Linked DNA regions of Mus musculus: region 2 is linked to region 1. Evidence: chromatin loops called from intact Hi-C (ENCODE). Cell type or tissue: heart. All regions are shown on one strand. Links, peaks and the distances in the headings refer to the core of each region. The heading gives the core; the rest is flanking DNA.

What was found. Peaks named below come from ENCODE experiments on the same cell type or tissue, not always from the same donor. Only the 100,000 strongest peaks of a DNase experiment are listed, where the experiment ranks them.
Region 2: a loop joins it to region 1, with 2.1 times the contacts of the local background. A loop is called at or near these places in 2 of 42 quality-filtered maps.

Annotation. Positions count from the first base shown.
Region 1 is chr11:54,433,769-54,440,912 of GRCm38, forward strand. Fnip1 (folliculin interacting protein 1) reads left to right here and starts at 4,411. Exons shown (of 18, transcript NM_173753.4): 1 at 4,411-4,620. The coding sequence starts at 4,529. It overlaps LOC115487771 (a long non-coding RNA gene), which reads left to right and starts at 4,627. Exons shown (of 2, transcript XR_003949675.1): 1 at 4,627-5,139; 2 at 5,863-7,144. In heart, for the core only: no CTCF peak of the experiment used is centred there; a DNase peak (open chromatin) is centred at 4,373; H3K4me3 peaks cover 1,561 bases; H3K27ac peaks cover 1,508 bases.
Region 2 is chr11:54,098,411-54,105,554 of GRCm38, forward strand. It overlaps P4ha2 (procollagen-proline, 2-oxoglutarate 4-dioxygenase (proline 4-hydroxylase), alpha II polypeptide), which reads left to right and starts at 2,514. Exons shown (of 16, transcript NM_001136076.2): 1 at 2,514-2,630; 2 at 3,110-3,237. In heart, for the core only: a CTCF peak has its summit at 2,650; DNase peaks (open chromatin) are centred at 1,921, 2,661, 2,831 and 3,491; H3K4me3 peaks cover 1,950 bases; H3K27ac peaks cover 2,116 bases; H3K27me3 peaks cover 328 bases.

The DNA.
Region 1 (7,144 bases), core at 2,820-5,319:
CATCTCCAAAGCAACACCAGTAAACACTATCAGCCCTCCACCAACACAGGCGCCCTCCTTCCGTTCCTTCTCTTCTATAATAACTTTTCTACATAATAGCCAGACTGGACTCATGAGCTGGGTCATGGCCCTTTCCTATTTTAACCTTACTCAACAGCTTCCATCACTCATGCATTGCGTCACTCTTTGACAGTCTCCTAGGTGAAGGTGATGCATTTGGTCACTTTTCATTCTCCACTACTCCTTCCTATTCCTTCCCACACATGCTGAACTTCTTCCCAACAATTTCTTCAATTTTCATGTTGTGTTACTGTTTTTTTTTCTATTTTCCTGTGATCCACGGAGTCTAAGTAGGGCTGTTTACACAGAATTATCATTTACTCTTTTGCAGTGCCAGGGATTGACCCTATGACTTCACACACGCACTGTACCACTGAGCTACATAACCAGCCTCTCCCACCACTCCTAACCTCCTTCCCGTGATTTGCAAAGAACCATGATTTAGATAATCTGGCCCCTTGTATTTTTCTACCCACATGCAAGCTCATGTTCCTGTCCAGAGTCTGGCTTCCCTTCTCTTCAAACCAAACCTATTGCTTCTGCCGAGCCTCCGCACATTGTCTTCTTTCCCTCAGAGTGTTCTTTACCATCTTTTCCATGGCTGCCTCCTAAGTTTTTCTTCCACCCCTTCGGTTTCTGCTGTAGCTCCTATCACCACCTGCAGGCATTTGGTTTCCTCCCATTAAGAAGTAAATTCCCAATGGGGACTCTCTCTCAACACTGTCTCCTCAGAGCCTCAAACAGGCTGAAGTAGGAAGGACACCAGGGATGCTTGCAAACAAACCAAGGTTTATTCCTTCTTGAACGTCAAACCACTGCCACTTTCTTGTCATATAGCCACAAAATAGCTGGCTTAAGCGTTTTAAGAATTGAGTCGACTCAAGTCTGTATAAATGGACTGATTACTCTGAGATGTTAATCAGTGAAAGTTTTCTTTCAGACTGATTTAGACAACTGAATCCAAGTTTATTAGCACGGTGGTTAAAGGAGCCAGATTATAGTTTTATTAGCCCATTTCCTATGTCAGACAAGCAGCAGATATGTACAGCGAAGACTACCTCTGCCATTTATATTTTCAGAATTTTTTTTCTTGTCTTTTTAAGTCACTATGTGACTCTATTTGTCCTGGAACTTCTATGTAGGCAAGGCTGGACTCAACTCAACAGCGGTCCACCTGCCTCTGCCTCCTGAGCGCTGAGATTAAAGTTGTGCATCACCATACCCAGTCAAAGAAGGATGGTCTTGAAGCTGATGGACAGAGACCAGTTTGGCAGAGACTGAAACTTCTAGGCTTATTTTTAATACTTCTAACTCATTGTTCCACATTCATGTACAATAGCATGAATGACTAGATAAAAACTGTTATATTTTCTCTATCCCTGCTTGACTCTTCCCTAAATATAAAGAGCTTGCTTTCAAGACACCTCAGCTTCTCTATGACAATGGATCATATTAAATAGCAGGGTAAATAAACGCTTCTGTATAGTATGCCTTATTATAAATCTGTATCCTTTCAGGGTTTTCACTCTGCTATTGTAGCATTATGTTGAGGTATAAGGGAAATGTGATGAACAGTAGCAAATACATTTGGTTTTTCTCTGTACTTTCAAGACTGAGCATTCAGACATGAAGCAACTGCATGAGTGGAGAACACTAAAATAAAGCATGTCTTATGCAAGCAGCAATGCTTCTCCTACTATTAATATCTATGATCACCCATGAAGTAATTTTTTCCCAAGATGAAGGCACATGAGGTTACTGTATTCGGAAACTTCCTTCTGAGGGAACCTGGAAAGATTCATCTCTGTGCCAGCCATGGACAGCCTCTTGTCCTTAAGAATCTTTGCTCCAGTGTCCAGTAGAAGCGTGAGTCTGATTCTACTCACTTTTATCTAATGTGTATAAAAACAAGAAACGTCAGCAGCTCACACACTGACTTAGCAGATGTATGGGGTTTTTTTCCTATATTTAAAAATGTCACAAATATTTTCCTTGAAAAAAATTTCACTGTTCTATCACTGTGAAGAGACATCATGATCATGGGAACTGTTAGAAAATATTTAATTGGGAGCTTGCTTACAGTTTCAGAGGCTTAGTCCTTTATCATGGCTGGGATCATAGTGCATAGCAGGCATGGTGCTACATCTTTATCTGCAGGCAGAGAGAGAGAGAGGGAGAGAGAGAGAGAGAGAGAGAGAGAGAGAGAGAGAGAGAGCGCACTGGTCCTTGTGTGGCCTTTTTGAAACCTCAAAGCAAACTCCAGTGATACACTTTCTCCAACAAGGCCACACCTATTCTAAAAAGGCCACATCCCCTAATCCTTGTAATCCTTTCAAACAGTCCCACTCTCTGGTGACCAAGCATTCAAGAGTATGAACTTATGGGATCCATTTTTATTCAAACCACCATACCCAGGAACTTTTGAAATGAGCAGTTTACAAAGGACCTATGAATAAAATCTAACTATTGCACTACATTCTCAGAAAGACCTTCCTGTGACATAATTTCATTGTTTAGTTCATTAATTGCGTAACACTAATCACTTTCTGCAATTACCTTACCATTTACAGTCTTCTTGCTTATAAAATTAACTTTTCTGTTGTTAATGTTGATCCCCAGTATACAGAACTTAAATTTGTGCAATGAGCAAATTTATTTTTTGATTCCCTGTGTAGCCATGGCTGTCCTGAAGCTCACTCTGTAGACCAGGCTAGTCTCAAACTCACAGAGATCCACCCTCTTCTGCCTCCAGAGTGTTGAGATTAAGAGTGTATGCCACCACTGCTTGGCTGCAAATTCTCGTTTTAGTTATCTATAATTAGTGCTTTTTAAATGTCTTGTGTACTGGAGCGGTGGAGACAGGAGAGTGAACTGGAGACTTCTCCCTCCTCCTCCAACACCTTCAGAAGGCAGCTCTGGAGATGAAGTGCTTGCTGTGTGAACAAGAAGACCTGCATTCCATTCCCAGAATCTACTTCAAGGATGGGCAAAGGAATGCAAGGTTGTGATTCTTGTGCTGTCAAAGAAGATGAAGCAGAAAGGTCATCCTACACTACTTGGTGAGCTCCAGGCCAGCAAGAGACCCTGTCTCAATAAATATAAAAAAGTCTTGTAACATGAGACTTTGTAACATGTTGTAACAGCTCAACATGCTGACCAGTGATAAATTATTAACGATATAAAAATATCCTGCTAATTTTTCTTTTATTCTTTTGTTTTGTTTTCTTGTTTTGTTTTTTCGAGACAGGATCTTTCTGTGTAGCCCTGGCTGTCCTGGAACTCACTCTGTAGACCAGGCTGACCTTGAACTCAGAAATCTGCCTGCCTCTGCCTCCCAAGTACTGGGATTAAAGACGTGTGCCACCACTGCCCGGCATTTTTTCTTTTTCCCATGTAAATAAGGGCTACTTATTTATTTTTTTTCAACTGCAGATCAGCTGACAACTTCTTAAAGATTTGGTTCCTATGTCTAGCTAAGTGAAATTCTCAAGCGTCTTTGTCTACCCTTGCAAACATACACCAGTATTTCCCCACATTCATCCACATTTCTCAGAGAACTTCATTCCACTGTACGAAATCCCTCATCCTGGTAAACGGATGACGAATTTGATCTGAACACTGATGGTTTGATAAGACTGGAAGGATGTTCGTGAGCTGTATTTTCCGTTTTGAGAGCAGTCTTGCCATTTGGTAACAATGTTACAGTTCCTCCTTTCCTCATACCCAGATATTAAAGATATACAGCTTTGTTTCATGGAAGTTCTGATTGTCTCTCTTAGACATTTTGCTAAACTTCTTGTTTGGTGATGAGGATCAAACCCAGGGCCTCTAACTACTGAGCTCTTTAACCGCAGTCTTTCAAATTCTAAATACTTAGCATAAAGGGTTAGATATTTTTAGATAGATGTCTTTTTTTTTTTTTTTTTTTTTTTTTTTTTTTTACGGCTGCTTGCCTCTCTTGGTTTTGCTTGTGATCTTTTTGGTTACCAAGGAGATCGAGCCTGAGCCCCCAGTCGCTAGATCTTCCTAGAGACTAAGTGCGGGCGTCAATGGAAACCGCACCTCAAGTCACAGACCTAGGTCTCCTCCTAGAGCCCTAGCAGTTTGGGAGGGTCAGAGGCGGGCCTGGGTCCCAGAGGCTTTCTCTTGCCACCCAGCCGCGCGCGCCCTCGCACGCCCCGCCCCGTGAGAGGCCGCGTGACGGACCCGTGAGCCAGCCAATGGCAGGCGGCCCCGCCTCCCCACCCCCACCCCGCCCCCCGCTCAGTTTGCTGCCACGTGATACGGCTCGTCGCCAGCCAATCGCCGCGACCTCAATCTCGCGCTCCGCCCCGCGCGCCGTGGCCGTTTGAAGTGACTAATTTCTGTCATATGACTGAGGCGCCCATGGGGGTGGCGGGGTGGCGGTAGGAGCGGGGGGCCTCCTGCGAGCTCCCAGCCGAGCGACCCCAGTCTTGCGGCGGCCAGCATGGCCCCCACCCTGTTCCAGAAGCTCTTCAGCAAGCGGAGCGGATTAGGCGCGCCGGGACGAGACGCCCGCGACCCGGACTGCGCGTTCAGGTGAGGCGTCGCGGGCCCCCGAGGGGTCGCGGCCTCGGGCGGGGCGTGCGGTCCCCTGCCCTCTTCGCTAGGCTGTTTATGCCCCGCCCGCGCCACGCGCCGCGTCCCCAGCCCCAGCACGGCGGCCTCGGGAGGCTGTCGGTCCGCACGCTGCCCGGGCTGCGACCTCACCGCAGGCCTCCGGGGCCCGGCCGGGAGCTGCTGTCTCCCTGTGATCCGCAGCCCTCGGGTGGCTTTGTGCAGACTGTCGCGCGTTCGGCCAACCTGCGGAGCACTGAGGAGGCTGGAGGAGCGAGTGGGCAGGCTGGCGGTCTGTCAGGCTTCTTGGAAACTAAAATTGGAGCTGTGCAGTTCTCTTGCCGAGCGACCTTAGTGTTATCGAAGGAGAAATGCGAAACCGAAGTGGTTAGGGTTACTACTGACCAGACTCGAGGAGGACTTGCGGTAGAACTTACTGTCGAATTTTCTTTCCCTTCTTACACCTGTTACTGAAAAGGAGTTTCTTGCAAATGGAAAACGGTAGCTGTGTGTGTGTGTGTGTGTGTGTGTGTGTGTGTTTGTTTGTGATTGCATGCTTTGTTTCTTTCTGATTGCAGTACCTGTTGCTGGTACAGTAACTTTTTAGAATTGTCAGATATATAGAAGCTTAGCTCAATGGTTAAATTCAGCCGTGGAATTGTATTTGAAGAAGATATTGTTTTGTCTTCCATAATGCGCTATGGAAACTTTCGCATGTAACTAGGCCAAATGTCACATATCAGACAAACTTGGCTGTATGGCCGAGAACTCAGTTGTACAGTAATAGTAAAAGGGAAACAGTGTCAAATTTTGCAGCAAGCCCAAGTATCAGATGACTGCACTACATAAGTCTTAGAGGCTTTAATATTTTTCAAATTATCCACGCTGTCAATAATACAGATCCCATCAGGAAACAATGTGTGAGATTGAATATCAAATGGCAAGTAATTTAACTGATATTTAATGGGAGAAAAAGGTCAGTTACCGTTTTGGAAACAAGCTTAACAAAAGAATTTTCATGGCAGTGGCTTTTCTTCGTAATGGGAAGTAAATGTCTTGTGCCGTAGTCATCTGACAGTTGTTTTTCCTTTGAAAAGCGAAAGTGCAGATAACACCAGATAATACACCGGGACACCTAGGAAAACCAGAGACCCGGGAAGCAGCCTCTGGAGAGAGATTTAAAAGATAACATTTGAATAGACCACTGTTTCTATTTCTGTGCAGAGACTGACTTTGGGTAACCAAGATTACAAGAGTCTCAATTTGTTAATGTGACCAAAATCTACTTTTTGAGTAAGTGTTCTATATGGTTGTGTAAGACTTTACTGCTGCCAAAGAACTTTCCCATCAGTTATCTCATTTCACAGTAACCTTGTGAGATAGAGCAAGTAGCAATGTAGAGATGACTTTATAATCCTTTTTCCAGCGTGGAAGCCCAATACCTGCAGTTCATCGTGAAAACTTGCTTTGAAAACAAGATGTGTACAAGTGTAATGTGAGAAAATGAGAATTCTGGATCACATACCTAGTGACTTGAGATCTAATTAATCCAGCTTTTAAAATTTCCTTGATATATAATTAAAATACAATAAAAGATGAATACACGGGGAAGGTTACTGTCCCATGAGGGCTGACAGACAAACACAGTTTATACTCAGCACTCCACTGAACCTTCACAACCATTCGTTCTGTCAGCTTGTGCTCCCTCCTTTTCCACAGTCCTTAACCCCCTTTCACCCAAGAACAATTTGGTCTGCTTTCTTTTGTTATATTTTGGCTTTTTGAACATTTCATATAAATGTGATTTTATGACTTCCATAGCCACATGTCTGGCTTCTTTTTACCCACAATAATGTTTATTGAGATGTATCTACGATGTTGCCTTTTTAGTAGTTCCATTCATCTTTTAAGTAGGTGATTTATTGTACAGATATAGCATACCTTTTGTTTTTGCTCTTGGGCTCTCTCGCTCTCTCTCTCTCCCTCTCTCTCATGTGTATTTATTCTTTTGCGTGTGTGCACGCGTGTGCTCGCTGAATTTGATGTTACTTGGACTGACCTTCCATCTTACTTATTGAGTCAGGGTCTTGTAGTCAAACCCAGAGGTTCCTATGATTCTGATCTTGCTACCCAGCTTGCTCTGGCAAACCATCTTGCTTTGCCTTAATGGACCTGGACTGACAAGTGACAGGGAATGCCCTCCTGGCATTTCTGGATTTCTGGGGATCTGAACTCCCAGTCCTCACACTTGCTGGGCGAGCACTTTAACCATTTGGTCATCTGTCCAACTCACAATTTGTTTATTCACTCCTCAGATAAAAGATACTTGAGCAATTCTTCTGTGAATATTTGTGTATAGATCTTTAATTAGAAATAATTTTTGTTTCTTCTGGGTATAGATACTGAGCAGTAGAGCTGCTGGCTCATGTGCAGAGTTTTATTTAATTTTTTAAAAAGTTCCCAAACTTCTTCAAACATACTTGTTTTATAGTTGCAGTAGCAATAT
Region 2 (7,144 bases), core at 1,653-4,152, 340 kb before region 1:
GGGAGGTGGGCAACCTTCTAGAATGTACCAGAGACCTGGGAAGTGAGAGACTCTCAGGACTTAAAGGAAGGGACCTTAGATAAAATGCCAGACAGTGGGGAGAGGGAACTTGTAGAGTCCACCTCCAGTAGAAAAACAAAGCATTAAGTGGAGGGATGGGTTTGCCATCTGTAGTGGCTATTCCTGGTTGTCAACTTGACAATATTTGGAATGAACTACAATCCGGAATTGGAAGGCTCACCAGTGACCCTTATCTGGAGGCTTGGAGATCCTTATCTGGATCTTGGTATGGAGATCTTGAGCCATAGTGGCTATGGATTCCAGAAGATTGAATCTCCGAGTTTAAGGAACACACCTTTAATCTGGGCTACGCCTTTCATCTGGGATTAAAGGTGTGGTGGAACACACCTTTAATCTGGGCTCCACCTTCTGCTGGAGACAATATAAGGACATTGGAAGAAGGGAGTCTAGCTCTTGCTCTTGCTCCTTCGCCTGCTTGCTGCGTGAGACTGAGTAACTGCTAGATCCTTGGACTTCCATTCACAGCTGCGACTGAACCATTGTTGGGAATTGGGCTGCCGACTGTAAGTCATCAATAAATTCCTTTACTATCTAGAGACTATCCATAAGTTCTGTGACTCTAGAGAACCCTGACTAATACACCATCCCATGGTCAAAAGCTCTGACCCAGAATTATTCCTGTCTAAAAGAACTGCAGGGACAAAACTGGAGAAAAGACTGAGGGAAAGGCTGGCTAGTAACAGGTCCAAATTGGGACAGATCTCAAGGGGAGGCTGACACTATTACTGATGCTATGTTGTACTTATAGACAGGAGCCTAGCATGGCTATCCTCTGAGAGGCCCAACAAACAGCTGACTAAGAAGCAGATACACCCAACCAATGGTCTGAAGTTTGGGACCCCTGTGGTTTAATTAGGGAAAGGCTGGAAGAAGTTGAGGAGGAGGGCAACCCCATAGGAAGACCAGCAGTCTCAACAAACCTGGTCTCCTGAGATCTCACAGGCACTATCCAGTCAGCACAGACTAGCGGGTCTGAGGCCCCTGACACATATTCAGCAGAGCCTGGTCTGGCCTTAGTAGACACACCTAACTCTTGAGGAGACTTGAGGCCCCAGGGAATGGGAGGCCTGGTGGAGTGTGGGGTTGTGTGGGGGTGTGGGGACATCCTCTTGGAGACAGGGGACAAGAAATGGGATGAGGAACTGTTGGCGGTGAGAATGGATGGGGGATAACAACTGGACTGTAAAAAAAAAAAAGATTAAAGATAATTTAAAAAAAAATAAAAAAGAGCATACACCATGTAAGGGTGATTTAACAACGGTAAAGCAATAAACATAATACAGTAACTGTTGGGGGCTGTTGTGGAGCTAGAAGGTCTGAGAGATAGGCCAAGAAGATGGACTTTGCTTGCTTGGTTGGCCAAGGAGAGATGCACAGTGGGTGGTAGAGTGGGGTGAGGGTTATGTTTCCATAGCCATGGATTGAAGGTATTTATAGGCCAATGGGAAAGATCCTGTGGAGAGGGGGAGGAGGAGGAGGAGGAGGAGGAGGAGGAGGAGGAGGAGGAGGAGGAGGAGGAGGAGGACCACTCCGGACAGAGAAGTGGGCGGGCATGGGGAGGATCTGAGGATCTGGGCAAACTGTACTTTCTGTGGCATAGCAGATGCAGAAAGGTTTGTGCATGGTTTCAACTGGGCTCTTGGCTGGTAGCTGCCACAGACACGGACAAGTGGCCAGGTAGTATTTTCTGAGTTGTTTCTGTGTGTCTGTCTTTCCTAGTCTGGGCCGTCTGCCTGGTCCATGCCATTATAGGGAAATCCACACCAAACTCCAGGCACAGTCCCACAGGCCGGGCATCTCCGTTCTGGGCTCTGCTCCCTGATGAGATTCTCAGACTGCTTCCCCTCATTCATGGAGAAGCAAGCTTACAGGGCAGGCGTGGGAACCTGCTCAGCTGCCAGAGCATCCTTCAGTTCAGATCGAGGTCGGTTGCTTCCCTGTCTTCTTGACTGTGTGTGTCTCAGACAGAGCTGGTTGAGGTGTCCAATCTCATTGGCCTGTGTTATAAGCCATAGGTTGGCCCTAGGATGAGATGCTCCAGGCTACGCCAACTTCTCACATTTACAGAAGAGCCGAAGCCTGGCTAGCCTGAGCCCCTCAGAGAAGCAGTTAGGCTTTGGAGATGGGTCATCTGGAGAGATGAGGTGCGCTGACATCTCAGACCCTTGTCTTTTCCCTCCCTCCACTCCCCTCCCAGGATACTCAATTCCCGATCTTAGTGACGCCAGCCTCCTGCAATTTGCCGGTGGTAATGGATGTGGGGGTGGTGGGACCACAGAGGGCTGGAGCAGGCTGGGATGGGGGCGCCGCCCCTGGTGCCGGTCCCACGCGGCGCAAGGAGGTGTGCATCGCATACGTGCAGCGCGTGGCGGCTCGGGCCTTCCCGAAGGCTCCAGTGGCTCGGAGCCAGGCCCGGGCGGGCCCGGGGGGCGGGAGGTGGGGACGTGGCGGAGGCTCAAGCGGGCGGAGACTGTGACGAGGGCGGAGCCGAGAGCGCCGGGGCGACGCCGCGGGAGGTTCTGGAAACGCCGGCTTCTGCGCGTGTTCAGGTGAGCGCGGGTCCGCAGGGTCGTCGCCGGGCTGGGCTCGGGTCCCGGTGGCCGGGCGGTGCGTTCTGCTCTGCGCGGAGCCGGGAGCTGGATCCGGGGTCCCTCAGCCCCGTGCCCCGCGTCCGGCGCCCTGATTCTGCACCCGCCTGGGTTCCTGTCCCGCCCGCGTCCCTTCCCAGGGTTAGGGCGGTGAGGTCAGCGGTGCCCTTCCTGCCGGTACTGTTAGGCCGGGCCGGACAGGACACTTGGCGGGCTCCCGGGAAGGGGCGACCTGACCCCGGGGTCGCCCCCCGATCTAAGGCGGAGGCGCCCGCCTGGCCCCGAAGGCGGCGCTGCTTAGGATGAGGAAGACCCCTGGCTCCCAACCCTGGCAAGGACCAGCTTGGTCGCTGCCAGTTTTATGGGCTCTTAAATCAGAAACTCTCCTCCTATCTGTCAGAAGACATCCTTGTCGAACCTCTGATGTTTTCCCTGAGCAGTTTCAGAGACCGGTGGCGATTGGCTGACTGATTCAACAAATAGAGCATTCTCTGTGCCTGGAGACTTTCAAGGACTGAGGCAGGCAGAAGGGAAGACTCAGAAAGTTCAGGTCCAGAGCATCAGCAAGGTAAGTACTGAGTTAGTGTGGAGTTTGGGCTGTGTGGACTTGGTAGATGTCTGGATGCTTCCGGGCAGGAGACATGGGCTGGGGTGGGAGGCTCCGGTAAACTGGATTGGTCACTTAGGAACCTGGACTGAGGAATCACCCTGAGTGGCCGCAAGCTTGGGCCAGTATCACGTCTGTGGTACAGTAGTGGAATCAAGGTAACGGAAAAGGGCCGCTTTAGGGAATAGCTGTCCAAGGGCCCCACCCACAAGCAGTGAGAGATCTGCATGAGGAAAGTCCACTGAGCCCTTGCAAGGTGAGCATGGGTCTGGGTACTTCTGTCGCAGGATTTTACTGGGAAGTACAGGTGGGTCTTCCTGTCATCTGTATTCTAATGTGTCATTTACTATGCTGAAGGAGATCATTGAATTGCCCCCTACAGCAACTCTGCTGTGCTCTCAACGCGCTAAGGAGTCTCAGTACAAGAGAATCATTGGGGAAAGGCCTCCAGCCAACTCACTCCATCCTTGCGACGTGGCTTCCCTGACTGGGCCACACAGTGGATCCTTACCCTGAAGAATGACACTTTAAGGATTTTGCTTCTTAATGCAGGCCATCTCGTTACTGACACCTTATCCCTCCTGATGGAAGAGCTTCCTGGAACTAAGAGCAGGGTCCCAGTGCACCACTTTGTAGCTTCTGACATCCTCAAACGTTCTCAGCTTTGCAGAGGTCTATTGTCTAGCTCAAAATTTATAGGGTGATTTTGCAAGTTGTTGCTTGTTCTGAATTTATATCACATCCAAGTCAGCCCATGGTTGAGTGCCCTGTTAAATTGACCAGGCTTTCCTCTGGCGTGTATCTCCACTGCCTCTGAAGTGTCCAGGGTGTAGTCTCTCGATATGGTTCTGTGTGTGCCTCAAGGCCAGCCTCTCGGCTCCTCTCCATGTACAGAATGTTTGACCTTGGGATTCTTTTCTTCTTGGGCCTTCTTGTCCTCACACGAGCTTGTCCACTGTGTGGCCCAGCCAGTGAAGCCACATTGCTTGATGGAGTGAGTTGGCTGGAGGCCCTAGCCTGAAGATTCTGTCATATTGATCCTCCTTATTACCGTCAGAGCTCAGCAGGCAGATATGGTGACAACTCAACTGAAGCATTGTGTGTGACCTTTGGGAGTCCCTCCACATTGTCACAGGCTCTGCAGAGAGACTTACTTATCTATAGATTGGACTGCGTACAATGGACTGTGGGTTGTTCCTTGAATTGCATGTGCTTCATATCTGACTAGACTGGGCCTGGGGCTTGAATGAGGGAGAAGACAGGCGGTGGGGGAGGAGCTCTTTTTGCCCACAGGCAGCTCATAATCTCTCTGAGATCGCTGTTTAGCCCTGGCAGCTGCCTAGAGCCTAGGGAGGAGCCCTAGTGTGGGTGCTCATCAGAGGGAGACTGAGGCCCTGCAGCTCTGGGGACTGCGTGGAGTGAGGGAATTGAGGGCTTCCTTGTCTGCTGAGAAAGCTTCCATTTTTGACTGCATTCTCCCACATCCTTGGGAGGGTTTGAGGCTGGACCGAAGGCCTTGGCTGACTTAGGGCCACGTTGGCCGATAGTGTGCAGAGGCCTGGGGGGTGTGTCCCTGGCTTCTGGGATCTGTCAAGAGCTTAATTTTATGCAGATGGAGGTTGACAGCAAATGCTGCAATGCAGGCACGGGAAAGACCAGCAGAGTCCTGGAAAGAGGCTTCAACTTTGAAAACCATCATTCAAATCTAGTCATTTAGACCTTTGAAGTACCTGAGGGTGGGACACCAGCGTATCCCAGAGCAAAGGGAATTACTGAGTCCTGTGGTCTGTGGGGTTTGTGCTGGGGATGTGGAGTGAAGGATAGACAGACAGTTTTCCTTCTCAGCGAGAGCAGAGCAGGATGAGAAGGTCAGACTAGGCTTTTTTGAGAAGCGGGGTTTTGTTCCGCTGGTGCCACTGCAGGGCAGAGACTTTCGTGTTTGGATAGTGATTTTCCTGACCCTGATAGGATCTGTTTGAGCCTGGTACAGGTCAGCCTCTGCTCCAGACTTCTTGGTAAGTGCTTGCTAGAGATTGCTTGCTCTGTACCTGGCATTCCTGGGAGCCAGGGAGTGGTGGAGATCCCAAGGCCTGGTACTCTTGGGAGACTGGAATGAGTAGGTCAGAAGCATAGAACTATAAGAGATTTTGGAGTATTGGTTCTGCTCCCTGTCTTTTGCCAGGGAACCATTTTTGTGTGTGTGTGTGAGCTTTGGGGCCTGTGATTGGTCAATTCCAGGGTCACCTCCAAGTGTTGCATACTTTGGTGACACCTGTTTCCAGTCTCCCCTGAATTGAATATGTCATCTCTCCTGGCATTCCTGGGACCCAGACATCACTCACCTTCTGACGTCTTCTTGTTTCTTCACTACCTCTTTGTATGGGCCTTCCTCACTCCAAGAGCCACTAACTTGGGCTGAGCAACTGTCCACTTCAGATCCCCTTGAGTTCCTGTGATTCTCTTGGTTGGTTCTGATGATTGGTCAAAATCAGCTCAATGATTGACAGCTTGCTGGCGTGTGTCGTCTAATTCAGTTCACAGAACTATCAAGTATAGGTCCTAAGGATGGTCTCCGTTGTATAAATGAAAAAAACTAAGGATCAAAAAGTCCAGGACTCCAAGGTTACAACGCCAGGAAATGACAGTTGGAGCTAGGGTTTAACTCTGGGTCTTTCTGACTCCATGGCAGGCATGCCTGCTCCCGGGGTGATAATGTGTGACATGTCCAGTAGACATGACTCTGGCTTGAATTCAGGGAATGGTGTCCTTACTTTTCCTCCATGAACTCTCCTTTTCCTGGTGGCCTCCAAGTACGGGTGTCATGGGCTTCTTAATCTGCGAACCTTTGAGACATCTGTGACCAAGTTTTCAATCTGAGTGCAGTGTGGATTCGCAGTCTTGGGAAGGCACAGGTGCTATGACAGTTACTGAGTAAGATAGGATGGTGTATTAGTCAGGGTTCTCTAGAGTCACAGAACTTATGGATAATTTCTAAATAGTAAAGGAATTTATTGATGACTTACAGTCGGCAGCCCAATTCCCAACAATGGTTCAGTCGCAGCTGTGAATGGAAGTCCAAGGATCTAGCAGTTACTCAGTCTCACGCAGCAAGCAGGCGAAGGAGCAAGAGCAAGAGCTAGACTCCCTTCTTCCAATGTCCTTATATTGTCTCCAGCAAAAGGTGTAGCCCAGATTAAAGGTGTGTTCCACCACACCTTTAATCCCAGATGAAAGGCATAGCCCAGATTAAAGGTGTGTTCCTTAACTCGGAGATTCAATCTTCTGGAATCCATAGCCACTATGGCTCAAGATCTTCAAACCAAGATCCAGATAAGGATCTCCAAGCCTCCAGATAAGGGTCACTGGTGAGCCTTCCAATTCCGGATTGTAGTTCATTCCAAATATTGTCAAGTTGACAACCAGGAATAGCCACTACAGATGGTATCAGTGTGTCTTGCAGGAGGGGCCTTAGCTGGGGAAGCTTAGCTTGCTGACGTGCCTTCAGCAGCCTCGGTGGTTCTTCTTATGTGGTTTACAGTACCGTTTCCTCCTCATTCCTGCTTTGTGTAGTTTTCATCATTCATGGTCAACCACACTGTGAAATAGTCATTGGAAAATAGAAGACATAACAACTCTAGGCTCTCCTAAGTTCTGTGACGGAGTCTGTGTCACTCTACGCTGGCCTTCCCAGTGTATCATTCCTTCCTTAGTGTATCCATGTGGTATACACTATCCATTGTTAGTCCTTCCATCCTTCATAGCCAGTTATCAGGTGGGCTGTACAGTATTAACAGTGAGAGTGCTCAAGTAACCTATTCAGCACTGGGCATTTCATATCAGTCCATTGTTATAATTACTCCACCTTGTT